Regions from separate parts of the Homo sapiens genome. Here region 1 is linked to region 2. Evidence: chromatin contacts called from ENCODE Hi-C or POLR2A ChIA-PET data. All regions are on one chromosome and are shown on one strand. The core of a region is the stretch at or near the end of the contact, and the rest is flanking DNA. Distances in the headings are between cores, read along the strand shown. Region 1 holds the start of FAM174B (family with sequence similarity 174 member B). Region 2 overlaps SLCO3A1 (solute carrier organic anion transporter family member 3A1).

Region 1 (4,950 bases), core at 837-3,336, 580 kb after region 2:
ATGTCCAGGAAAACTATACAGAGGAAGGAGGATGGGAGCTGGGCCTTGGTGGCTGCACGCACTTGTAGAATATAGAGGCAAGAATTAGGCTAGAAGCGGGAAACCACAGAGCATAAGGAGCAAGTGACAAGGTACTAGGCTCAGAAGCGCTGGTTGATGTCTGCGTTGCAGACGGGGGCCAGCTTGCAAGGGCCCCAAATGCCACACCCAGGTATTGCCATGCCTAGGTAGTGGCCACAGAGAGCTGCTAGAGTTTGTAAACAGAGGATTGAGGCCAGTGGGTAGAGTGGGAAGAAGACAGGAGCATTTCAACCCAGAGAACATCAAGGAGACCAGCAGAGTGAGGAACGATGTGGCCTGAGACAAGGCAGGGAATGGTGAGGTGAGCGTGGGACCATACTTCCCCTTTCTCCATTTTCTCAGACCACTGGCATCTAATCCTACAGACACAGAAGAAAACACCTGGACTCAAAGTCACACACAACTGACAGCAAAGCTCAATACATAGATGGCTCCTAACTCTGCCTTTTCCTGGTCTGGTTTCTGCTGTTGCACTGAAAATGCTACCAGGAGAGCAAGCCCTGAAGCCCAACCTGCCACAGCTGATCAAACACCAAAGCACTGTGTGTACGCTTGGAAGCAGAGGGAGGCAGCAGTGAACAGCTGACACACACACCCAGACTTCCAGGCGGGCCTCAGTAACAGGACAGGTTTGGTTCATTTCCTGCAAAAACAGGATTTCCCAGGCATTAAAGGAAATGTCCTTGCATTCCTCTTAGCCCTGTCCACCAGGATGGACAGGGATCAAGGACCTGGGACATCCTTCCTAATTTACCAGACACTTTATCCCTGAACGTGAGCAACCTACAAAAGGCTCTCCAAGATCCCTCATGCCCCTGTGAATGTTCATCTAGCGCAACTTAGGCAGGAGCCTAGGAAAGCCGTCTGTGTCCCCCACCAACAGAAAATAAGGGAGGCCACCAAGGGTCGCCTAGAATCCTGAAGCTCAGCTCCAACCCCTGGTGCAAAGCACCCCTCCAGCGTAATTCTGGAGGCAATTCTACTACCCCCCACACTAGAAACTGCTTCTTTCAGTAGCAAAAAAAAAAAAAAGAAGAAGAAGAAGAAGAAGAAAAAGTAGGCGGGGCGTGAGGGAGCTGCAGATGGTAGAAGGGAGAGGGAGTAGCGAGATTAAAGTTAGACAGGCCTGGGTTCAAGTCCTACCTCCACCACTGAGTTTACCTTAGATGAGCCATTTTGCCTCTCTGAAAATGTTTTCCTCATCTGTGAAATGATTATAAAAATAAATTATGGGAAACGCTGTCAGAATTCAGAGCGCTATTGTTAGTGTTCAGCATTAGCAGAAAGCCAACAAATGGGAACCACATATTTATTTTATATATATAGTTAAAGAGAGGAAAGAAAATTCCTAAAACATGTACCAGGAAAATCCAGACGAGCACACCCCGGCCCCCCACCCACTCTCCCGGGCAGGGCAGGAGGCACACGGCTGGCTGGGGCGCACCAGGGCACCTGTGCGTGCAGGTGGGGCGGGCGCGCGGCGACAGCAGGTTGGCGATGCCGCCCTGTCGGCCGGCGGGGGAAGGAAGAGGGCGGGAGGGCCCACCTGAAGACGCGCAGCAGCAGGCAGGCGATGAGGAGGGTGGTAAAGGCGAACGCCACGATCACGGCTGCCTTGAGGGTGGGTAGGTCGCGGAGGAGGATGGAAATGCGGGTCACCAAGGCGTCGCCACTGCTGTTGGAGCTGGAGCTGCCGCTGCCGCCCGCCGCCCCAGACCCAAACCGGGTGGTGTTCCCGGGCCCCGGGCCGGGCGGTGGCCGCGACTCGCGCTCGGGTTCGGGCCACGGCGCGGAGACGGACTCGGCTCTGCTGGCGCGGGCGGCGGGAGCGGCCAGGAGCGCGAGCAGCAGCAGCGGCAGGAGCGGGGCGGGCAGCGGCACGGCGCGCATAGTGCGGTGGGTCGGCACAGGATCGGGCAGGGCGCGCGCGGCTGAGCTCCAGGATCCGCACCAGCACGGAGGCCTGCACCGGGGGATCCTGCGGCGGAGGCGGCTGCGCGGTGCTTGGCAGGAAGCTGCGGCGCCCGGAAGAGCCCGCGCCACCGCCGCCGCCACCACCAACACGTTGCAAGGAGTCATTCGACGGGCCGCGGCCCCACGTGGGCGGGGCAGGCCACCCGGCCTGGGTCCCGGCTGCGCTCCGCTCGCCCGCGACCCCAATTCCTCGGGACTTGAGACCCCGTGGTGAAGCAGCAACTGCCACGATGACACTTGGGCTGGCCCTGTGTTACACGTTTCACGTGTTTTATTTATTTCATTTAATTCTACAACCCCCTTTGAAGACAGGTATTCTGTTACCCACATTTGATAGCTGACTTGGCACCCAAAGAGCCAGCTCACAGCAACCCACATTGTGTCAGACTAAGAATCAAAAACTATGGGACCTAGAAGTAGACTCCCATCTTGCAGATCAAAAACTGAAGCCGACAGTGAAGTGGTTGCCTGATGTCCTATGCAACGCATAATTTCAGTATCTCCCCTAATTTCCCTCTTTCTCAAAAGGGGTTTCTTATTTCATGCGCCTCTGCTTACGAACCGGACTGGGATGTGAATCTCTGCCTCTCATACCTTTGTTGTGGAACACCAGTTGGTGTGGTTAATGCCCCCCTGCCTGGCTGAAGTTTCTCCGGGGAATAATTGGCTTGCTGCCTCTGGTTTGTAAGCTAAATGATGCTTAGGTGGAGAAAGACAATTAAGGAAGTTCTAGTGGGAGGCCCAAAGGTGGAAACTGATGGGGACACAGAGCCCCTACCTGAAGTACTAGGAGCCATTCCCAGGGCTTCAGGGTTCCCCTTTTACACTGCAGATGGGTCCTGGCAGGAAGCTTTTCGGTGGTGGGTAAACAGTTAAATACACATGACATGACAAGGTCCCAGGGACCTTAAACAGCCCATTTCTGGTCCTGCTGGAAAAAGAGACAAATATAGTACAGTGTATTAGTTGTCTACTGCAGCATAACAAATTGCCCTAAAACCTAGCTGCTTAAAACAACATGCATTTAGTATCTCACAGTCTGTGGGTCAGGAAACTGACCATAGGTTACCTGGGTTCTCTGCTTCAGAGCCTCTCCCAAAGGTGCAATCAAGGTGTCAGCTGGGGCTGGGGTCTCCTCTGAAGGCTCAACTGGGGAAGGATCTGCTTCCAAGCTCAATCAGCATTTTTTGGCCAGATTCAGCCCTGCACTGGCTGTTGGACTGGAGCCTCAGTTTCCTTGGGGCAGTTGGCCAGAGGTTGCCCTCAGTTCCTTGGCATGGGGCCCTTCCAACATAGCAACTTGCTTCATCAAAGTATGCAAGTCAAGATAGCAATAGAAAGAGTCACCTACCAAGACAGAAGTCACTGTCTTATGAAACCTCATCACAGAAGTGACATTCTCACACCTTTGTCATATTCTATCAGTTAGAAGCAAGTCACAGGTTTTATCCACACTCAAGGAGAAGGAATTACACAACAGTATGAATATCAGGAAGCAGGGATCATTGGGGCCATCCTAGAAGCTGCCTGCCACCTACAGTGTAATTCATTTTGATCTGGGGGGATGGACAACAATCAGATTATCAGAAGTCATCATCCAGAAGGTACTTCTGAAATGCATGTTAAATATGCATTCCATGTTAAATATGCCCCAGTGATAAGAGATATGGATAGATCACATGATTTAGGTCTCTTCTAACTCTGAAATATCACCTTCTGGTATGTTAAAAATGTTGCATTAGTAGAGAGTCAACATCATCATATCAGTATGATAGAATATATAAAAGTAAGTTTTTAAAGAAACACCTCTGATTCCATGATTTTGGAGAACTGTTCTCCAAGGCATAAACCTCAGCTATCACAGCCTCTTATTTTTGTACTTATCAGAAATTCCTGCACGATACAGCAAAGAGGTCCTGGGCTTTGAGCCTCTTAGCCAGGATGAAAGGTTTGACCACTGAATGGCCTTGGCCAAGTATTTAACCACTGAATACCAGGTTTTTAATATCTGAAATAGGCTGGGCGTGGTGGCTACGCCTGTAATCCCAGCACTTTGGGAGGCCAAGGTAAGTGGATCACCTGAGGTCAGGAGTTCGAGACCATGGTGAAACCCCGTCTCTACTAAAAATAAAAATTAGCTGGGTGTGGTGGTGCATATCTGTATTCCCAGCTATTCGGGAGGCTGAGGCAGGAGAATCGCTTGAACCCGGGAGGCAGAGGTTGCGGTGAGCCAAGATCGCGCCATTGCACTCCAATCTGGGCAACAAAAGCAAAACTCTGTCTCAAAAAAAAAAAAAAAATCTGAAGTAGGGACAAATAGTACCCAGCTCAAGGCCACTGGAAGCTTCCATAGGACAGAGAAAATATTAGTGCTGTTTTCCTTATTTTGCCACAATTTGTGGACTGATGGTCTACATCAGTCATTAAACAATGCTTGATTGTTTAATGCTAACATCAAGAATGTAGAAAGCATAAATGTTAGACTTTTTTCATAACGTGAAACTTTAGAATCTTTCCTTCTAATCATTTGCTTACTTAAAAATTGCCCTCAATTAGAGTTCTTTAAAAACATTTTAATTCAAATAACCATAAACAAGGACATTTTTAACATGGTAAACGGGCAACAAAACCAAATCTGGTTGATTTCAGAGAAGGGGAGATTATTGGAAGCATGTCATGTTGCTTCCAGAATTGACTGTAAGCCAAAGCAGAAGTTCTAACAGTGGGATTTGTGGACTCCTGGGGTCTCTGAGACCCTTTCAGGGAATCTTCAAAGTGAAAACTAATTCAATAATGATAATAAGATGTTATGTGTCTTTTTCACTATGTTGACATTTGCACTAATAGTGCAAAAGCAACAGTGAGGAAAACTGATGGTGCCTTAGCACAAATCGA
Region 2 (5,201 bases), core at 727-3,226:
ATGATCTCATCTCAAGATCCTTAACTTAATTACATCTGCAAAGACCCTTTTTCCAAATAAGGTCTCATTCACAGGTTCCAGGACATAGACATATTTTTTTTGAGGATCGTCATTCAACCCAGTACAAAAACCTTACACGGGGCAGAAGAGAGAAAGGGGAGAGCTCTGCTTATATCATTATCACATTGTCAGGACCTTGACCTCCACACATTCAGATCCCACCCCTTTCCCCCATCCTTTGCCCGGTAAGCCATGCACCAAGGATCCAAATTTGAAAACCAGAGTTTTAGCAGAGAGAGCTTGGGAGACTTGGGAGTCAAAGGCCTACGCTGGGAAATGGGCCTGGAGTTTCCACAAGACCACTTGGCCTCTCGGTTTCATCATCTGTGAAAAATGAGATATTCAGGTCTACGCTACAGTGTTGACATAGAGTCTAAATGAGATCCTTAGTTCTTGGGTCATTTCCAGGGCTCGGTAGCATGAGTTTACTCTATCCTCATCCCACGACATTCTACCCCGTGGAAAAGGTGTTGAGATGTTATGGAAACACTTCTGACTTCACAGAAGGGTTGGTTCCTGAACCAGTGGACAAGAAAGTTAATTCTGGCTTTCAAAGAAAGCCAAGAGCTCTAGAATTGTAGGGTTCAGGTTTTCATCTTTTCCTTTGGCAGAAAAGAGAGCATTCTTCAAGCCTATTCAATTCTAAGTACCAAATGACAAGCCATATTAAACAGATCCCAGTGAGCTCCCCACATCCTTTCCTGCTTACACCACAAGTGGACTGTGTGCCAAGCAAGGCTTTGAGATCAATTGCACTTCGGTGGCTTTTGAGTAGTTTCTCAACTCCATCTCATCTAGTGACATTTTAGAACGGATAATTATTTGTTGTGGAGACTGCCCTGTGCATTGCAGGTTCAGTGGCATTTTTGGCCTTTACTCACCAGATGCCAGCAGCAACCCCAGCCCATTGTGACAAGCAAAACTGTCTTCAGACATGGCTCAGTGTTCCCTGGCGGGCAAAGTTGCCACTGGTTAAGAACCACTGCTTTAAGAGAACCTATGCTCGAGGTCAGGCACCGTGGCTCACGCCTGTAATCCCAGCACTTTGGGAGGCCAAGGCAGGTGGATCACCTGAGGTCAGGAGTTTAAGACCAACCTGGCCAACATGGTGAAACCCCCGTCTCTACTAAAAGTACAAAAAATTAGCTGGGCATGGTGTCAGGCACCTGTAATCCCAGCTACTTGGGAGGCTGAGGCAGGAGAATTGCTTGAACCGAGGAGGCAGAGGTTGCAGTGAGCCAAGATCGTCCCAGTGTACTCCAGCCTGGGCGACAAGAGTGAAACTCCTTCTGAAAAAATAAAGAGAACCTATCTTCTTTCAAGCCAGCCTGTCATGTGTCAGAACTAAACAGTCATTTTCCTTATAATTTTTTTTAAAGGCCCAGTTGCTGCCTGCCCATTGCTGATGCAGGAAGTCTGAGCCATTCAGTTAACACCAACCCGAAAGATGCAGTCAGAGGCTGACTTTGCTTCCCTGCTGTGCACAATTTGTCTCTTCCCTCTCCTTCATCTGCAAACAGAACCAGAAGTGATCTTCCAGAAGAATAAAGCTCATATTGTTTGTTCCAATTATGAGGATCGTTTCTCCAGTTCTGGTCTCAGGTGGGCCTTAAGGACCTCACCAGGTGATCTGCCCAGGTGAACGTGGTATGCCCTGAAGGTCTGCTATTTACCAGTCTGTCTTGTTACCTTTTTTAGAGGAGACATTCCTCAGCAATACCTGGCCTCCATTTTCCAGCCTGTGAGTTAGAACCCCGATGCTCAGATTTCTCTAGAGGAACACACTGCCTGCAAGGATGAGTTTTCCAGAAAAGCCATCTTCCAGGACAGAGACGCAGAGAAATTAAGCAACTCATGTTGATTCAGTCTGGGAATCTCGAGAGAGCTGACAAGCAGGGCGGTGGGGGGTGGCCAGGAGCTGACATGGCTTTCTGGTAGGCAGCCCCACATCCTGCTTCCTCCCTGTGCTGAGTGTAATCACTTCTGCCCCTTCAGGAAAGTACTTCACACCCGTGGCATAGAGCCAACAGTGAGGTGGATTCCGGGTCCTCTGGATGCCTGGGATGGTGAGATGCTTGAGAAAGTTTTGGCAGTTTGTTCAGACTTGGGGACTCTCCAGTCTGCCTTCCTATCACCCAGCAGGAATGCCCTTCCCTTCAACCCTGATACCTGGGCACTTGGCCTCCACCTGAATACCCTTGGTGGTGAGCAGCTCACTACCCCTCTGAAGACAGCCAGTCCCCCGTGCTCCATGTTCCTTGTCACCTGCTATCTTATGACTGCATCCTGAATCCGACTCTGGCTTCTGGAGGGAAACTTGGTGCTTAAGCTTTTATTCCCCATGACAGTGTTCCAGCCTTGCTGCCTGCTCATTGTGTTTTCTGGGGCTAAACTTCTCCAGTCCTTTAGTTATTACATGGCACGGCTTCTAGATCCTTACTTCTCCCAAAAGCCCCTCCAGGAGGTAATCCAGCATGGTATGGCCCCCTCTAAATGTCACATTCCAGACTGACCACACTGGCAGCTGACTCTATGAGAATATGGGGGCTGCCCCTTTGTAACCCTGACTCTGTTAATGCCACGGAGGTTGCATGGGCATTTGGGATAAGTGCATCACTGGTGGGAACTCATGCTGAAGCTCCATTCCGCTGCAGCTCTTCCTGCCTTGATGAGCTCTTGCTCCATACCTTCCTCAGCCCATCCTAAAGTGCTTGCAGGCGAATGCTGGCTCCCTTTCAGACAGATAGTTTGGCCATGTTGAATCCTCAGTCTACCTCTAGTGTATGAATCTTCCCTCTCAAATGGGCATAACATGCCAGTGTATCCATCCCACATGCAGAGAATGGGATAGGAGTGACCCTTTGGCACACTGGCCAAGACCTCCATCCTGCTCCACAGGACTTCACACATCTGCTCCACGGCTTTGAGATGGTTCCGCCAGTTCTGTGTCTCAGCATCATGCATGGTTCCCTCTCTCATATAGTGAGTGAGTGTTTTTGTCCAGTCTGTACTTGCCTCACAGTATAATGTGTTTATGACTTGTCTTCAATCTAATCAGCATCCTGTTCCTATCAGAAAACTGCAGAGGAAATGAAGTTGGTCTGGCGTGACTTGTTCCTGCTAAACTCTGTCGACTTCTGACAGTGACAGCTCCCTGCTTGCAGAACACATAAATCCAGAGTTTAATAATCCATCCTTAGTTTTCACCAGGCTTCAAAATCAGCCGACTGTCATGTCAGCAAGCGGCCGTGTCCCCCTTAGTGATAAAATCAGGGTGAAATTTGCATTTGACTCACATCTTGACTGTTTTCCACCGTTCGTCAAACAAAACCCATGGTGTAGGGGCCCCGCTGGAGGTGAGGTTGGAAAGGGGTGAGAATGCATCGGTTGCGTGCAGCTGGTGCCAACCTGGCTAGCACCTCTGCAGTCTGCCCTTCCCAGTCAGAACCTCAGGACACCAACCCTGCCTCTAGATAGGAGGGATTTCTGCTGATGCAGCCTATGTTCTGCTGCATGTTCAGTACTTTCCCCGGATGCAGGACGTAGTTTTGATGTTAGGATTTCTGCTTTATCCTGGAACCCCAGCTCCCATCCCTATCTTGTGCCCTATGCATGATCACTGAGTCTCTACTCATTTGCTCCTGCATGGGGCCTGGGCATGAATCCACGGATAGACAGTGCCCCAGGGACCTGCCGCTAGCCCACCCACTCTGCCCCCAGAGCCTGATTCTCATTCTGCTGAGCCTCACTCTGGTGCTCACGGGCCTCCTTGGACACTGTACACCAGCACCGTACACCAGCCAGGGCAATCCCCACCAGTCAGCACACACTCGGAGGGAGGCCCTGAGCCAGGTCCCCACCTGCACTCAGAGCCCCATCTGCCTGTAGTCGCACAGCCTGGCATGGAGTCAGGAAGCCTGTGAGGGTTTAAAATAGGGGATGAGTGTGATTTAATATGTTTTGGGAAGATGAACCGAGTCAAGTACGGACTGTATGAGATTGGGGAGTGTATTAGTCCATTCTCATGCTGCTAATAAAGACACACCTACAACTGCATAATTTATAAAGAAAAGAGATTTAATTCACTCACAGTTCAGGATGGCTGGGAAAGCATCAGGAAACTTACAATCATGGCAGAAGAAGAAGCAATCACTTCCTTCTTCACATGGTGGCAGGAGAGAGAAGTGCTGAACAAAATGGAGAAAAGCCCCGTATAAACCCATCAGAACTCGTGAGAACTCCCTATCGTGAGAACAGCATGAGGGTAACCACCCCCATTATTCAGTTACCTCCCATGGGGTCCCTCCCACGACCCGTGGGAATTATGGGAGCTACAATTCAAGATGAGATTTGGGTGGGGACACAGCGAAACCATATCAGGGAGGTCCCTGATATGGGTCCTTCTATTACCCTGTGGTTGGGGTAATAGCAGGCCTCCCTTCCCTTCTTGGGCTTTTCGGAGATGGTCATTTTTTTGACAGACACGGCGTGAGGACCTTCACTGATTACCACAGACTCCCACAGAGTCATTTGCCCCGCCGTGTCCTCCTACAGGCGGGGGAGCCACCCTCAGAGGAGCTGGTGACCCTCCTACCTTGAACTGCACTGCTTCAGCCACACCAGTGAGGCAGGCATTCCCTGGCATGAGAAAGCGTCTGGCTCCCTCTGGTGACAAGAGGAAGCACCTGAGCCTTTGCCGCCATTTCCACTGGTGGTGGAGCACGAGGTGAGGATGGATAAACTAAGGTCCAGAGATCCCCCACACTGTAGGTGCGGGGTGGAGTCCCAAGTAGAGGCCCCATGCCACTAAAGCTCAGTTCTGTCTCCCTCAGGACCCTGGGCTTCCCAGAGCCAGCAGGGATATGGCTCTGAGCAGGTTCTTCAGCACTCTGCAGGCGCTGGTTCCTTTGGAATTAATTAGATTTCTCTAAAATTAGCTTAGAGTTAGAGGGATTTCCAAAGCCCTCAACCTTCTGCTGCCATTTCCCCTTTCTGAGTGGGAGGAAGTGCAGGATCCTGCAGGACCTGGGCTCCTACGCAGTTGTGTGGCCACAGGCTGGTAATGTAACTTTTCTGTGCCTCCATTTCTTCATTTATAAACTGATGGTGAAGACACCTGCCTCTCGGGGTTGTGAGGATTA

What was found. A loop is a pair of places that touch in the nucleus more often than their neighbours do. ChIA-PET counts read pairs that join two places held with the same protein, here RNA polymerase II (POLR2A).
Region 1: a loop to region 2 is called in a map of posterior vena cava, with 7 times the contacts of the local background. The contact joins the promoter of FAM174B here to the enhancer-like site in region 2. A Hi-C loop is called at or near these places in 1 of 168 maps with a recorded cell type or tissue (posterior vena cava). POLR2A ChIA-PET finds 5 or more read pairs at or near these places in 1 of 52 experiments (PC-9).

The regions. Positions count from the first base shown.
Region 1 is chr15:92,653,689-92,658,638 of GRCh38, forward strand. It overlaps FAM174B (family with sequence similarity 174 member B), which reads right to left and starts at 2,087. Exons shown (of 3, transcript NM_207446.3): 1 at 1,628-2,087. The coding sequence starts at 1,971. RefSeq lists silencers at 1,464-1,533, 1,584-1,633, 1,734-1,933, 2,214-2,263.
Region 2 is chr15:92,072,820-92,078,020 of GRCh38, forward strand. The region is part of intron 2 of SLCO3A1 (solute carrier organic anion transporter family member 3A1); the gene reads left to right. Among named protein-coding and RNA genes, the nearest start is that of SLCO3A1, 220 kb to the left of the region's middle. Within about 2 kb of position 1,977, at least 5 of the 41 ENCODE cell types and tissues checked have a DNase peak (open chromatin) inside an H3K27ac peak, as active enhancers do.